Regions from separate parts of the Homo sapiens genome. Here region 2 is linked to region 1. Evidence: chromatin loops called from intact Hi-C (ENCODE). Cell type or tissue: endothelial cell of umbilical vein. All regions are shown on one strand.

What was found. Peaks named below come from ENCODE experiments on the same cell type or tissue, not always from the same donor. Only the 100,000 strongest peaks of a DNase experiment are listed, where the experiment ranks them.
Region 2: it touches region 1 in a loop (11-fold over the local background); 83 of 110 quality-filtered maps call a loop at or near these places.

What each region holds. Positions count from the first base shown.
Region 1 is chr20:58,232,806-58,240,805 of GRCh38, reverse strand. It overlaps the pseudogene PPP4R1L. Among named protein-coding and RNA genes, the nearest start is that of ANKRD60, 8.2 kb to the right of the region's middle. RefSeq lists a silencer at 3,632-3,681. In endothelial cell of umbilical vein, CTCF peaks have their summits at 3,561 (motif pointing left) and 6,724 (motif pointing left); DNase peaks (open chromatin) are centred at 3,555 and 3,905; H3K4me3 peaks cover 586 bases; H3K27ac peaks cover 352 bases.
Region 2 is chr20:58,443,015-58,451,014 of GRCh38, reverse strand. VAPB (VAMP associated protein B and C) reads right to left here. Exons shown (of 6, transcript NM_004738.5): 6 at 1-6,938. The coding sequence ends at 6,780. Among named protein-coding and RNA genes, the nearest start is that of VAPB, 58 kb to the right of the region's middle. RefSeq lists an enhancer at 4,037-4,538. In endothelial cell of umbilical vein, a CTCF peak has its summit at 3,079 (motif pointing right); a DNase peak (open chromatin) is centred at 3,054.

The DNA of each region.
Region 1 (8,000 bases):
GTTTATACAGTATCATATGTAACTGTGCAAATGTAATTTTTAACATCTGGAAAGATACCATTGACTTCAAGGAAAGCTTTTGCCTTGGCTTACAGAAGTAATTTCTGGCATTGAAAAAGGACTCTTTGAAGGGGAAGTGACAGGACAGCTGCTTCCTTTGGAGCAAATTGGTAACATGTCCAATCAACTCTGTAGGATCCAGGTGGACCCAGAAATGGAACCAGTGACCATCTGGAGACTGACCAGAGGCAGGATCCCACCCCACTTGAAGAGAATAAATCTAAATTACAGGTTCGTTTCTTTCGGGGGCGGGGGGGCGGGGAGGCAACTCAAAACTGTGTATTTTCTTAAAGTTAACTTTAAGAATTGGAACCAAATATTTTTTCTTCTATCAATATTGATTACATATTTTAATTCATATTTCGTGTTGCTAATTGTAAAAAATTAATTGTAAGGTAGTGTTTAAGCTTCTGAACAATCTATAATAGTGTTTTCAATAAAGCAAACTAATATGAGAAAAAAATAAGACATCTAACACTGATTTGATTGAGTTCTATCTCAGTCAAGCACAGTCAAACATAGACGTGATTATCAGAGTATAAGGTCTCAGGTGCTAGGTTCTTGGGGCAGTTGTAAGAAAAGAGAAGGCAGTCTCCATTCTCAAGAGCTGGATGTACCAGCCTAAGCAGACATTGCTGTCTAGACTGTCCTCTATGATATCAAATATTGTGCCAATCTTAAGAAGATGAGTTTTGGGTGTTGCTTTCACTTCAAGCAAAATTGAAAACCCACTCTCTGGAGAAAACAGAGTTGGCAATCTGAAGCCCTTTGGCTTTAGGAAGGCCTCATGTTCCTCTCACATTTCTGCTTTATTGTTTTCACCTCTAAACTCCAAACTCCTTGTTTTTCATGAGTATTTTCCTGCATTCACGATGGCCTCCTTTCTCTCTCATTTCCCAGGATGTAATACCTCAGCCGCTGCTAGATCAGTATGTGTCCATGACTGACCCAGCTCGAGCCCAGACTGTCGATACTGACATAGCCAAACACTGTGCCTACAGCCTCCCAGGGGTGGCACTGACCCTGGGCAGGCAAAATTGGCACTGCCTGAAAGATACATATGAAACACTGGCTTCTGATGTACAGGTAAAAGCCTTTCCAGAGGCACGTGCAGAAAGAGGGTGGGTCATTCATTAGGGAGAAAAGGGAAGCTGCAGCAAGGCTTATTGGCCTGAATTTTATGTGGATGCAAATTGGCATGTTTACTGGTCTCTGATGAAATAAAGCTTTAAGTGGCCAACACCTGGCAGTATTCATTTTGCTCCAAAAATGCCATGTAAGATACGGAAGAGGTTGAATTGCACTTGCTTGTCGTGATTCGTGTGTCTGCTATGCACCCCTAGTGGAAGGTACGGCGAGCCCTAGCCTTCTCCATTCACGAGCTGGCTGTGATTCTTGGGGATCAGTTAACAGCAGCTGACCTGGTGCCTATCTTCAATGGATTTTTAAAGGATCTGGATGAAGTGCGAATAGGAGTTCTTAGACACCTGTATGATTTTCTAAAGGTAGGAAGAAGGGTTAAAAGCAAAAAACAAGCCTCCTCTCTCCGAATCAAATTTGTGAAGCCCTGGATGTCTATGGTGTCAGTGAAAAAAACAATGCAGTTTTTAGCTTTCTTTAGCTGAAATGTACCATCCATAATCTTAAAGTGGATGTTCTTTCAGTGATGGGTAAATATTTTAAACTTTTTTCTCCTCATTTTCCTGTCCATTAGAGTTTTAATTCTGTGGAAGATGGTAGACACAAAGCCTAGCACACTCTTTGCAAAAGAAGAAATCAAGGCCCCCAGGTAGTGACCTGACTTGCCCAGAAGTCACCCAGGGGAAGAGCCTGGGCTGAAGTCCAACCTCTGTTCTGCATGAAGCACTTTTTCTGCAAGTCGCTGCTGCTTCCCTTCTGGCTTCCCCCCCTCCCCCCCAAACGAACGATGAATATAAAAAATAAGAGTTTAAAAATGACCTAGAGAAACTAATTACTCTCATCCACATGACCAAGAGCTGCCCTTCACGGACTCTGGTGTGCGCTGCTCCAGCTGAGTCTCTCCTCTCCTGGTGCCGAGCAGCCTCGCTCCCTGGGAAGCGGCAGTGGCACACTGTCTTCCAAACACACACAGACTGGGTTTTTGTTTGTCTGTTTTTTTGTTTTTAGATAGGAAATTACTAAAGCAGGAAGACCTCAGGGGCATTCAGAAATACATAATAAGCACATGTCCTAGCCAGGGGAAAAGGTTGGAGGTGTTCAGGGATGCATTTGATGTCAGTGTACAGCAGTGTTCATTCGCAGCCACGCTGCGTGATAGATGACGAGGTGTAGGGGAAATGCAAAAGTTCTTGCCAGTGACAAATGTATAATTGGAAGTGGAATAAAAGGGGGCATTTGGGGTCATTTTGAAGGATTATACATGTTTGTTTATATATACATTTTTAAAAAATAGTTGCTTCATGAAGACAAGAGGAGAGACTATCTTTATCAGCTTCAAGAATTTGTAGTGACTGATAACAGCAGGAATTGGAGGTTTCGATATGAACTAGCAGAGTAAGTAAAAACATATTTGGGGATATGAGAAAGCAAACTAGATGGAATAAATCTTAATTTTCTTACCATATAATTGATTTCTAAAGCAGCAGCAATAGTGTTCTTTTAGATAAAGAGATTATGTTTTTATTAAGGTATAAACAGAATTCCAAAAACCCTGAGTTACAAATACCACAGTCTCCGGGGAGACATTCATTTTCAGATGAAGACAGGGCTTGAGTCACTTTCGAATTAGAGTGTTCTGCTGTTCTAGAAGGCAATTTATTTGAACCAAATAAAAGATGAATCACCCACTCTTCAGTGTTTTCCTATTAATCGGAGCAGTTTTTACCAGAGCTTTCCTGAACATTCTGAGTGTGGTCCTCTCCGTAGGGTACAGCATGCTTAATGCCCTTTAGCTACTGTGGGAGACAGGAAGGGGTCTAACCCAGATGAGATGATTATGAAACAAAAAGGTTCCCCAAGGTGGCTCCTATCTGCACATCATTTTGTGCCTGAAGGAGTTATTTAATTCTGTCTTGAGCTGGCAAAAGGAATGTTCCAGGCTTTAGTGATGATGAAAGGGTGGAAGCATCAGTTTAAATAACTCCCCTTCCTAAGGTATATAATGTGCCTTTCACGGTGTGGAGGGAATTTGTTTGTGGCAGTTGTTGTTTGGGTTTTAGTTTTTACCTTGTTTTCATTTCGGTGTCTTTAGTTTTCATTTTTCTCATCCACAACTAGAAATCTCTCAAATAATTGTCTTCCCTGAATAAATTCATCAGGCTTTTGCAGCTATTCAGGATATGATTTGGCTGATGCCAGGGGCAAACCGAAAGCCTTTCTCTTTGCTGTGGTCTTTAATCATTCTGCTTAATTTGAGAGATTGAGGTTTCAGTCATTTTACCATGTTCCCAGCATCCTGTTCTGAGTCGAGAAAAACAGGCCCACGTTTTCCATGAAAGCAGTGCGACCTCTAGCGGCGGCGCACGGGAAGTAGGCGCGCTCGGTGCCCGGCGGGGCTTCCCCGGGTGGTTGCGCGGCCCCAGTGCCCGACCACGTTATCTAGCCCCCTACGCGCCCTATCTCCCATCTCCCGGCTTATTGAAGCCACAGCGACTGATATGAATTCTGTGCTCCGGTGCCCATGATATTGGTATCATGTTTTTGAAAACGGTGCTTTTTGATATGAAAGTATTCACCAGCACTCCGGGCTTCTGGTTCTAACTTCCTCCCCATCTCTTTTTCATTTCCTTTCGTTGCCTGGGTGAAAGCAATGTCATTTATTTTCATGCCCTTCTCCCCATCCCCATTTAGAAAGTAGTGAAAGCTTTGGTAGTGGGTTTTCGCAGCCAGCCGTCTCCTGCATGCTTTTGTCTTTCGGAGTAAGGAGCACGCGCTCCCAGTTCTCTCCAAGCGGACCTCGCTGCAGTGAAACCACCTCGTGCTGCCAAGAGCCGCGAGCAGGAGCATCCGGTTCGGTTTGCAGTCGGAGAAACGCCGGGGCGGTCGTGCAATCTCAGAGTGTTCGCTTGATCTGTTGACCTTTGTGAACTTCAACATTCTGGCTATTTTTATGTTATCTGATTTTTAAAGTTTTATGTGCTTTTCAACTGATAACCTAAAATTGAAATATTAAATCTGTATTCATAAATTTCTCAGCCTCTATTTTACAGAGTTTATTTCCTTTTTGTTTGATTTGTATGTGTGTGAGATGAAGAATTAAAATTTTGTTCACATTTTTTTTGCATGGTCATTTTGCTCAGCTTTCTGCTGTTGGCATTTTACTGAAGACCGAAATCTTGCTGGGTCTTTTGCTGTTCATTTCCCAGCCTGGCTATTTTTATCTGTAAGATGAAATAACAGTAAAAAGAAATCAATAATTTTGTTTTTTTGCCCAAAAATAATGTTTTTTTTGTTGTTGTTTTTGTTGTTGTTGTTTTCCTTTTAATTTCAGACAGCTGATACTGATTCTGGAACTCTATAGTCCCAATGATGTTTATGATTACCTAATGCACATTGCCTTAAAGTTGTGTGCAGATCAAGTTTCTGAAGTTCGGTGGATCTCCTTCAAACTAGTAAGGAATCAGGGCATTTGCTCTGTGATTTTTACAAATAGGAATGTTGATGTATCTTCCATTTTAACTCTTTTAATTTTTCTGGGCTTACTTTGTCAGCTAACCTATGAAACTAGCTTTTAAAATTTGAAATTAGGAACTATATTATAGTTTTATCAATTTGTAGGATAGCTTTTTTTGTTATATGTTTCAGTGACGGCAATTGTGGAGTAATCCTTTTATATATGAAACTCTTTAAGCCATAGGTTAGTGTTTTTAAAATACAGGTTGATTTACAGCTTGGTTTTGTAGAAAAATATTTAGTGAGCAAAGACTCTGCTGTAGAAAAGCTGATCCTATTTTTTTATGTGGGCTTTACACCAGCTGAATACTGATGAAAAAAAATCACATTTGACAATATTGATTTTAAGATACTCTGATGGTATTAAAATTTTATAAAAATGACATGTTCTGAAAGGTAATGATTTAGTTATTAAGCAAGGGGACATGCTCTAAAATTTGGAACCTTAAGATTAAGAATGTATTTTTCTAATGTCAGTCTCCTTTGAAGTTTCATTTTTATGAAGGGTTTTATGTGTGTGTGTGTATTGCCTATATTTAAACATCTTTTTTCTCTGTGTTCTAATGATGACCGTGACAAAAATTACTTTCTCCTGCGCCTATAAATTCATTTTAAAGGTGGAAGGATGCATAAAAATGTCTAGTTTCCGTGTAGAGTAGTATTCGTAATTCAAATAGATGGCAGCATTTTAAATGTGCTCTTTTGATGTTTTTCACAGGTCGTGGCAATTCTGCAGAAGTTCTATTCCAACAGTGAAAGTGCATTGGGGTTAAATTTCATCAATGAGCTCATCATAAGGTTCCGGCACTGTTCTAAGTGGGTTGGAAGGCAAGCTTTCGCTTTCATTTGTCAGGTTAGCAAGACCCCGGGAGGGATCTACCCTGGGTAACATCTGCCACGTGATGAAATCAAGTTCACCAGACAGAGAATCTCAGCCTGGAGCACTAGCCAGGAACTGAGGAATTAGTTCACCTAGCCCTGTTATCTCACAGGACATTGGGACCAACCCAGTGTGGTGAAGGGACTTGCCCAGGGTTACCCCACTGGCATACTCATTTGCCACATAGCTATTGATTGAGTACCTACGATGGTCCAGACAGATTCTAGATGCTAAAGACAAAGTGAACAAGCCTCTGCTCTCCCACATTTCCATCCAGTAAGATAAGGGCCAGGCCCACAGTCCACTCCTTTCCTATACAGGTCTGTGTCCACCACTACACCTCACCTTAGCCAGTGGCTTTGGAAGGAAGGCAGGATGAAGAATTGGGCAGTGGGTTAGGGCAGAGACTTTAACCTCTTTAGAGTAAATGTGTAGAGTTCGTATCATCCTGTCCAGCTCCTCAGATCGCCCTCTCTACTCAGCCTCTTGGAAATGAGGGTGTGATTTATGTTTGCCTAGGAGCAATGGCAGTGATAATGGCTGCCATTTCTTGAATACCTCTTGTGTGCCAGGTATCACATCACACATTTAATTCTCTAATAAAAAGTAATGTGTCATGGCGGGCACCTTTAATCCCAGCTACTTGGGAGGCTGAGGCAGGAGAATCGCTTGAACTCGGGAGGCGGAGGTTGCAGTGAGCTGAGATTGCATCACTGCACTTCAGCCTGGGCAACAGAGTGAGACTCCATCTCAGGGAAGAAAAAAAAAAACCAAGAGGTAATGTGTATTGAGCATGGCATACCCATTTACCTTTAGACCAGCTCTTTTAGGTGAAACATTTGAAGCCCAGAGAGGTTAGGTCACTTGTTCAAGATCACACAGGAAGTGTAAGCCGATGATTTTTTTTTTTCTGCTAAAGTATTGTTTTAAACATTTTAACTTTCATTACACACGTTTTCAAGCATATACAAAGGTAGAGGGATTGCTGTAATGAACCTCTGTGAACCCACCACCCAGCTTTGTTGATAGTACAGTGAAGCCGTGGTTGGGACCGTACCTGACCCCAGACCGCAAAGCCCCCTTTCTCTCCCTGATGACCACGGGCACCAGAGGACTCACCAGCGCCCCCTCTTGGACCAGTGGGACATTACAGGAGTGCTTTGGCAGCCCACTCTGAGAAGGGCAGTGGATGGCAGAGTGAACAACAAACTCACAGACTCACAAACTCACAGACGGCACAGACTTTTGTGAAGGAAGAGTCAATGTTCCAAATCAATTTGTGGAGAAAGCTTAAAGGAAATAGTTTTTGCTTTTATTTTTAAATTCTTTATCTGAGATTTAGAAAGTCTGAAATAAACAAAAGGACTCTTGGGACTGCGGGGGAAGGGTGGGAGGGGGTGAGGGGTAAAAGGCTACACATTGGGTGCCATGTACACTGCTTAAAGGAGCCTAGGAATATGTGCCTGCCTTCTAGTGTTGTCATGGGCTTCCGTGGGCTGATAAAGCTGAGCTACCCAGCATGGCGCCTGGCACCTAGGGAACACCAGCAGCCACCGCCACAGCACCCATCCACCACGACACCAATTACCCGGGCATAGAAGAGCCACAGGAGTTAGAACCCACACTTCGGCTCACAGTCCCCACCCTGCTGCCACAGGAGTTAGAACCTACACTTGGGCTCGCAGACCCCCCCGCTGCCACTGGTGGTTATGAGACCTTTGGGTGTCACCACCACATTGGAAATGAGTTTTTTTTTAACCTGTAAAACTAGGCTGATTTTGAATTCCAGGGCTAGTCCTGAGAATTAAGTGAGAGAATACATGTAAAGTCGTGTAACTGGAGAAGTTATATGCACTTGCTGGGTATGACTACAGGACTGGCATTTACGGATTGTTTATAGAGGTCTGGGCATTGGGTTATGGTTTGGGATTTGACTGTCACTTGACAGCCACGGCCGCTGTGAATGACAGAAATGAGGTTCTTGACCCTTCCTTACCGGTCAGCTGTATGCAGTGTGGTGGTATTGTCCTAGATGTTTTGCATAACAGACCTGTCATCATACAGATGAGGAAACTGAGGCTCAGAAAGGCTAAGCCGCTTAACCAGAAGTCACATAGCTACTAAGACCAAGTTAGGTTTTGAATCTAGACTTCTGACTCCTAAGCTCACCAGATCTTAACCTACTTGGAACCCACTGCTTGGTAGTGAATTATAATAAAATATTAACTGTGTTTCTAACCAAATCAGTGCTTGAGATTTAAAAATTCATACACACGCCTCAAACCTACAGATTCTGAAATGACTTCTTTGGGATTAAAGAAGTGTATGTTTCTAGAAGACTGCGGAAAACATCATTTCTTTGGCTGTGACTTTCTTGGAGCAGGCAGTGGTGAGCAAGGAGTGTGTC
Region 2 (8,000 bases), 210 kb before region 1:
TCAGGCTGATAATGGAACATGGGAGAACATGCTGTAAATGGCTCTTTTGGTCTGGACCCTGCAGAAATACATCTCCTTCTCTCTGGGAAACATCATGTCAGCTGCCAAGCCATGAATTTATTACATATCAGAAAACCAAAATGTGCAACAGTAAAGAGTCCTTTCCTGCACCAACTTTTTAAATTACTTCCATGTCAAAACAGCAAATACAATGAAAAATACATAAAGGACAAATTATGAAAACTAAAGCATTCTAAGACATCTCTTAAGATACTCAGTTCCTAACATGTTAACATACATTGAAGACTATAAACACACACATCAGAAACTGTGGGAATCTTTTTTCAACATAGGGAGAAAGACGTAGAATAGGGAGAGAACAGCATGGGTTACTGAAACCATTTATTCAGAAAGCAGAGGAAAGGCGAAAGGAACACTGAAATAGATCATTTTTAGTTTCTTATAGGAAGTTCCAAATGGCAGCAGTTGATAAATCGTCTTTAAAAAGGAAACGACAGCAACAGAAATGAGAACCAAATATATTTTGCATTTTTCTCTCGGTGTATCATCTTGAGTCACCTTACTTAGGCTACACACGAATGAAAAATATAAAAAGCCACGCCCACTAATTTCGCAGCACCTCATATAGTAGCAAACAGACAGAGGGTACTTACGAAACGTTTGCTAAGGAGTGAATGATGAAAAGCAAAAAGTAGTTCTTGTACACATGGTCTCAATATCACAGACAATAAATTCTGACCTTTGAATTCACATAAAAGATGCAATGGAAAAACATTTTAACATGGATACTGTACTAGAGGATTAACAGCTGAATTCAGTCTATTTCTTAAAAACAAAAGAAAGACGGGAATGCAGGCAGCCAGTTCGGAGAAACAGCCAGGACTTTTTTGTATGACATGGAAAAACCGGCAAGTCAACGTGTGAAACGTGCACACTCATTTCTCATCTTCTTAAACCCTAAAAAGCCCCGCAATCTTGTTAGCACTAAGCCTGGATGAAATTGTGTTAAGATATCTGATTAGTCTCCCTTAGTTGGCATTTTCCAAAGGGAAAAAAAAAGGGAACCTGTTTTATTTCAGTCAGACATGGCTTTGGGTATCAGTGAAACGAAGCTCTGACAGCAGCTCCACCTGCAGAAGGCCAGGCGCACTCCTGCAGCTCATCAGAATGCAAGCAGGAAAGCAGGCCAGCAAGCGAGCATCTGTCCTGCACCCACATCCATTAGCCAAGTGATTACATCTCCATCAGCCCTGGGGTGTAATAAAGCAATTGTAATCGGGCATTGTTACAGGATCAATGTTTCCTGGTTTAAAAATAAACATCAGCATTTATCTAGCAGCAGAAAGCGATTCTCCCACAGTACTGTTTTATTCAACTGACATCTTTTAATCAAAGCAATCCATATCGTGGCAACATTCCAAGGTATCATAACTGCAAATATTTATGGCAAGTTAGATAATGGCTACATTTTTGTTGCTACACTTTTCTTCCTTTTCTACGGATTTAACACAGACATTTTCTAATAAACTAATTCCATTAAGAAAAAAAAATCTCAAGTAATTATATTCATGAAGACAACCTCTCATCCACCTCCACCCGTTTCTCTTTTAACTATCATCCATAACTGTTTATGTGAGTTCATGTCTTTTAAATTTTTCAAAATATCTCTGTAATGAAAATAAAAAGCCCCTATTGTTAAGTGCCGTAGATACAGCCAAAAACATGGCATGGAGGGAGGTCAGGGCCCCCTGGCACAGGGGTGGGTGAGCTTGTGCAGCTCAGCTAATGTTCTAGGCTGTGGCTAATGGGATTCAGAGGCTGGAGGAAGAGGTCTGTGAAGCTGGGGGCAGACCCATTCCCACAGCCTCCCAAGCTTGCCTGTCGGCTGACGCTCCTTATCAGGGGCTTCTATTACTTGCCCTCTTTGCTGATATCCTGGAGAACCGCAGTGCTAATTCAGGGAAAGGCCTGAGACATCAGCAGCTCAGCTGTTTTCAAACCTCAGCAGGGCCCTTCTGTAATACCAATTTTAATCAACTGCCCTCATTCACATTTAATTTACAAGTCATGTAAAGCCTCCATATAAAGCGCTCCCATCATCTCCTTGCCGAGACGGACTGGCAATATTCTTTCTAAAGCCCCCAAAGTCATTCTCCAGGAGCATCAGCAGAGATCTTCAGGCAATGAGAAAATGGAATATGTACCTTTTTTCACTGTCTGTAGTGTGTTCAGTTTCCAACAGAAAAAGAAAAAGCATCTGAACTACAGTCTTAATTCTACTTACTTTAGTGTGAAAATAACTGAATAAGGTACGGAGGCAGACACAAAAGATGTACAGACGGGCAGAGTAGCTGAGGCAGGAAGGCCTCATCCACTCACTTCCCTGAAGCAGATTTTCAGAGCTGAAATGGTATCTTAGCAATGTAGGCCTTACAGAGACTGATTTAGTTCTAAAAAGTTGCCCGATTTAACCTCCTGGAGCCTTTATTTCTTCGTATGCAAACAGAGCCATCTACCCCCCAGTCACAGTTGCAAGGATTAAGTTCAATGAGCGAATGTATTGGAAATGTTCTATACAGGTAAGGAGTGGCATTGAAACAACAGTAACTTTCTTGAAAAGGTTCCTATCAGAGCAGATCTGTCTGAGGAAAAGGGGCCAGGGAAGGCGTTCTCCAAATCCAATTAGGCCACAGAAACTCAATTCGCGTAGGGCCAGCATGATCTCAGAGCTGCTCTTGGTGTTCCAGAAGAGTGGTCGTTGGCCTTATGGGATTTGTATGTCATGAACTAGAGTCATCCATCTATATACTTTGCAGGGGCCTTTCTAAATACAATTCCATTCCAGCTCATCTTTGAGAACACTCCTTCTCAACAACAGCAAACATGGCCCCAAGTGTTAATTAAGAGAGGTCTCCTCAGAGTGGTAACTTTTCATAGTTCAGTTTGGTTCTTTCTCCTTCTTCAGGCCAGACAGCCGGGGGCAGGGAAAGCCACGAGAGGCCCTTCAATGAAATGCCATCTCCAGCAGGGGGAAGCAGTGGCCTCTACACCGAGAAGGTCTCAGGAGTTAAATGTTATTCAGGTGTTCAAAGTGACACTGGGAAGCCCAAGACCCCTATCTCTTCATACATGTATTTCTCAAACTACAATGAGAAATGGGCCATTCCTTTAGAGAAGGAGCTGAAAATGACATATAACATTGTATTTTGGCATGGATTCTGAGTTTGCAAACACAAAAATTTGTGTATGCAAAAAAATATAGGCACGATTTGAAAACTGTCAAGCTACTGACATACGGCACATATGCCACACATGCACACATGCACACATGCACACACACACAGAGTCTGTTTTCAAATTCATCTGAAAGGCTCTGTAGCTCTGAGCTCTCACTACATTCAGTTCTATCTGACTCAACATAGCCTGCAAACTGGGCAATGATATCTTTCGATAGCAATTCTGTTCCTGGGATTTGTTTGAAAGCGTTTAGGTTTTCACGGATCACTGGAGGTTCTTCATTTTTCCCCCTTCTGTGTTATGGAGGTATAAGTCGTCTCTCTAGCCATAAACTGGCCACTGGTAAAAATCAATTTTGATTTTATCAGTATGTATTACTGCTGGTGCCAGCAGTTCAGAAGACGAGAGAAGGAAAACATGCAAACTAGGAGGAGAAAAAAGTTAAAGCCAGTTCCTCACACCTACAAATAAAAAAGCCTGCTGTCTTTAAGAGGTATTTTGTATCGTGCCAAGGAAGCTTAAGTTACCAATTTAAAACTTCAATCAATAAAAACTTTCAGGATTCTGTCACCGCTTCCATCTCTTCTGCATTTGTGAGCACTATGGCTGGCATTTCTGAAGCCAGGGCCGCCCTCTCTGAGGTGCTGTGGAGCCAGTAACCACAGGAGCAGACTGGAGGGCAGCCTGGCAGCAGCTCCCCCATGCACACTGCCCAGCGGCATCCTCCCTAGGCTCGCTCTTTCCATGCCAGTTTCGTCCCGATTATCTGACTCTTAACCCTCTTGGGGCAGGGCAGGCCGTTGTGACAGGCCCCATATTCACCTCCTCTTTGCCTTATTCTTTTTTTCATTATGTAATTCTAGGGAAAACACCCTAAATGTGCATGCATCTCCAAGTCCTCCAGGAGCCACGCGTGCTCCACATTCTTTCTTTTCCTGGCACATTTTTGGCTGCCAGGATGACTGAGAAAATAATCAACCTTCCCATCAGTCACCTGTTTCTCTTCCTGAGCAGTTTCCTTCTGCCACTCAGTCAAAAGGCCCACAAACATGTTCACCAAGTCCTAACCTCTAGAAGGGAGAGAGACTTCAGAGACTGATTTTTAGCTGCAACCAAAATGTCCACATCCTCTGAGAAGCTGAACACCTTCTCCTAGATGTACACAAAACTCTAAATCACCTTCAAAGGTCTAAAACAGAGTAGTTTCTCAGATATTCTTTTTAAGAACTGTTACAGACTCACAAGCCAAATCCCATGACCCGGCTGTTTTTGTGAATAAAGTTTTATCAAAACACACGGCCATATCCTTTAAAAATAAATAGAGCCCTGCTCTAGTGTAATGGGACTGTACTGTACCCCTAGGCACTGTTGGGGACCACCTAAGCACTCTCCTATCAAAGACATGAGGGCCTGGAAGCTACAGGACTTAACTGGCTGCAGCAACTACAATTAGTAAATTTTAGTCCCCTCACGGAAAGTCAGGTGGCAGAAGGCACATGCCTTACAGCTCGGTCTTTTCACTCCCTTTTATAAGTACTGGGGGACACATGGGAAAAATCCTGGAGACGAATTCCTATTGGGGTGGCCTCCCTGTCTGCACACTCAACACAATCCATGGGTGCCTGGGTAACAACTAAGTCTGTTCACCATTTCTGTGAGTACCTGGGATTCAAAGTCAACTTTTTTCATGAAGACAGGAAGTTACTTACTCAGACCAACCATAGACTTCCACTTCTCCAGTTTCAAGGCCCCTGACCCAGCTTGACAGAGCCAGGCTTAGGAGCAACGTGGCTCAACGTATGTGACTTCTAAGGACTGCCTTCCTTCTGATGAACTTGTCCTCTCAAACCTGTGCACAGTGGGACTGTGCCCAGAACGCCCGTTACTAGTCTCAATGGCATGGTTCCCTGACCTAGAAGGGAGGCTGCTTTTTACTGAAGGCCAAAGCAATGGAAGGCCAAGGGTGACCAGGTGCTCAGCTTTTTCAGCAGTTTCATTTTTCATACTGTCAGCTGAAGACAACCAAAAAAAAAATACACACACACACACACACACACACACACACACACACAGAGTTAAATCATGAAACACGTATTTCTCAGTGATAGGGCTCATTTTAAAGTTAACCTTCCAATGGCAAAATAATAAAAATGATAAAATAATAATTCCCCCCATAGAGCAAATGTGACAAAATGACAAAAGAATTCTTAATTTTGGGGCTTTATTATAATTTTTCTTTTCAAGATGCTACATAGTCAAACAGAACTGGGTTGGTCTTTTATGGCATAAAATTAATTCACAGTCAAACTCTCAACTAGTACTAGAAGGATTCGCTGAAGAGTTTCTCTCTTCCCTTGCTCCCCACCCACAACTGCTGGTGCCCTCGCTTCTAACCCTCTGCAGCCCGATCCATTTGTCCTGACTCCAGGCTAGGTCCCCAAGGGGAGGTCAGGCTCAGACTTGGACCTGGGCGCTGGAAGTGTGAGTAATGGTTGAGAGGTGGTATAAGAACAATCTAGAAGACTGACTACTCTTCATTAAAAAAGGTAACCTAGAGTTGACTGTCACTACTGAGAATTTCCCTCCCTATGACAGTTGTTATTTACTGACCCAGAAAAAACACTTCCTGGCAGCTCTTCTCCAGCATCCCAATAAACCCCACCTCCACATGACCAGACTCTCCAGAGACAGAGGAGCCCACAGCCCTCCAGCAGCAATACCAGTTCACCCAACAGAGTTCAGCAGCACGCAGCATTAACTGTACTCTTGTGACAATAAGAAAACATGAGATGAAATACATTAAATAAGTTAAATATGCATTAAACATCTCTGAATAACAGTTTGACTTCACTACATGAACCAATACAAATTTAGCTTGGTCCCTTTAAGTGAACAAAGCACTGCCATTTATTTCCAAAGCGCTGGGTCAATCAGTCAACACACGCCTCTCACTTATGACGAGTACGTCTGATGCTGCCACAGTGCAATTCCTTTGGGCTTCTGACTCTGTTCATCAGTCCCAAGGAGCTGATGGCTTGGACAGAACTGAAGACACGGAAAGCAGCCTGGGCCGGGAGTGGGCCACGTGGGGACTACTGTGTGGAGCTGACCGCACTCCCCAGCATGCTGGGCTCCAGCTCCCCAAGGGCCAGCACCAACAGGCGAGGAAGGGTGTCATTTTAAGAGAGGTAATCCAGCATCATGTACCAAGGCCTACCAATGTTTAAAATGACATTTACAATATGCCATTGTGGCATTACTCATGGTTTCCCTTGTCATTAATAAAGATCATTCTTTTCCCCCTCAATCAGTTACTATACATTTTTAACTTTCTAAAAGATCGTTACATTATATTTGTGTGTGTGTATCTGTGTATGTGTGTGCAGGGAGGGGTAATTTAAAGGCAAGACCTGTGAGATGTCATCATACATTAATTTCTTTTTACACATGGTTATGATAAATTTAAATCCCATGATATGGTGGATCCACCAATCCAATTTACCATCCTGTGCATGCTACCTCTACAAGGCAATCTTCCCAATAATTACACCAACGATAAAGAACAAAACCACCAGAGCCAAGAGCCGGGTGCTAAGGCCTTCTTCCTTCCCAGTTGGGGCTAATGCTGAAATGGGGCTGTTGCTCTGCACTGTCTTCCTCATCCGCAGTCCATCTTCTTCCTACGGGAGCAAACGCACATTTCAAAGACAAGCCAAGGCACCAGAAAGGGGAGTCAACTGTACAGCTTAACGGGATGGGCTGTTTATGCCCAGTGTTGGATGACATGATATGGTCCAACCGCATTTTGCAAACGGAGAAACTGCAGGCTACAGAGGGGAAAGGGCTAGCCTGAAGCCACTGAGAAAACAGTCCCCTCTTTTCTTTCATCCATTCCACTTGCTGCTGCTAGTTACAACAGACATCTAAACAGGGTGCTCCTTGGTTTCCCGTGATTTACAGAAAAAAGCACTTAAAAGGGTCAACTGGGCCCTTTGCACCCTCGGCCCCACCCACCTCTATGGCCATGTCTTCCGGATGCTTCTCTTCAACCCCAACCTCTCTGTCCTTCCTGCCTCTAATGAATAGCCTTCCTTGATCAAATCATCGATTTTTAAAATCACAGGCATTTCCCAAGACATAAATATATAAATAAAAGAATCTACAAAGTCAACTGGGCACGGTGGCTCATGCTTGTAATCCCTGTACTTTGGGAGGCTGAGGCGGGTGGATCACCTGAGCTCAGGAGTTCAAGACTACCCCTTGGTCAACATGGTAAAACCTCGTCTCTACTAAAATTACAAAAATTAGCCTGGGGTGACAGAGTGAGACTCCATATTAAAAAAAAAAAAAAAAAAAAACCTAAAAGTGGGACATCTGGAAGCTTTCAAATGCAGAGCTCTGTAGATAGCTGGTACTTAATGAGTTACATCCAGACTGCTGGATCAAATGATATTTGGAATATTAAAATGTGACTGGCCTTCATACACTCATCTCAAATATTTTCTACTTAATGCATAGATTTCTCATTGAAGAAGCAACATTCTTTTTCATACATATAAAGATATTTGACCATATTCCCCACCCTCCCCTTGTCCCCAAACTACATGGAAATGTAAGAAATGAAAAATTTTTTCTTCCTTCACCTCCACTGCCACAACTGCCTTGCACTTTCCTAAGAATCTGCAAGTTACTATGTAGATCTATGATGCCATTTCCATGCTCTCAAAGCCAAGCCCACATCC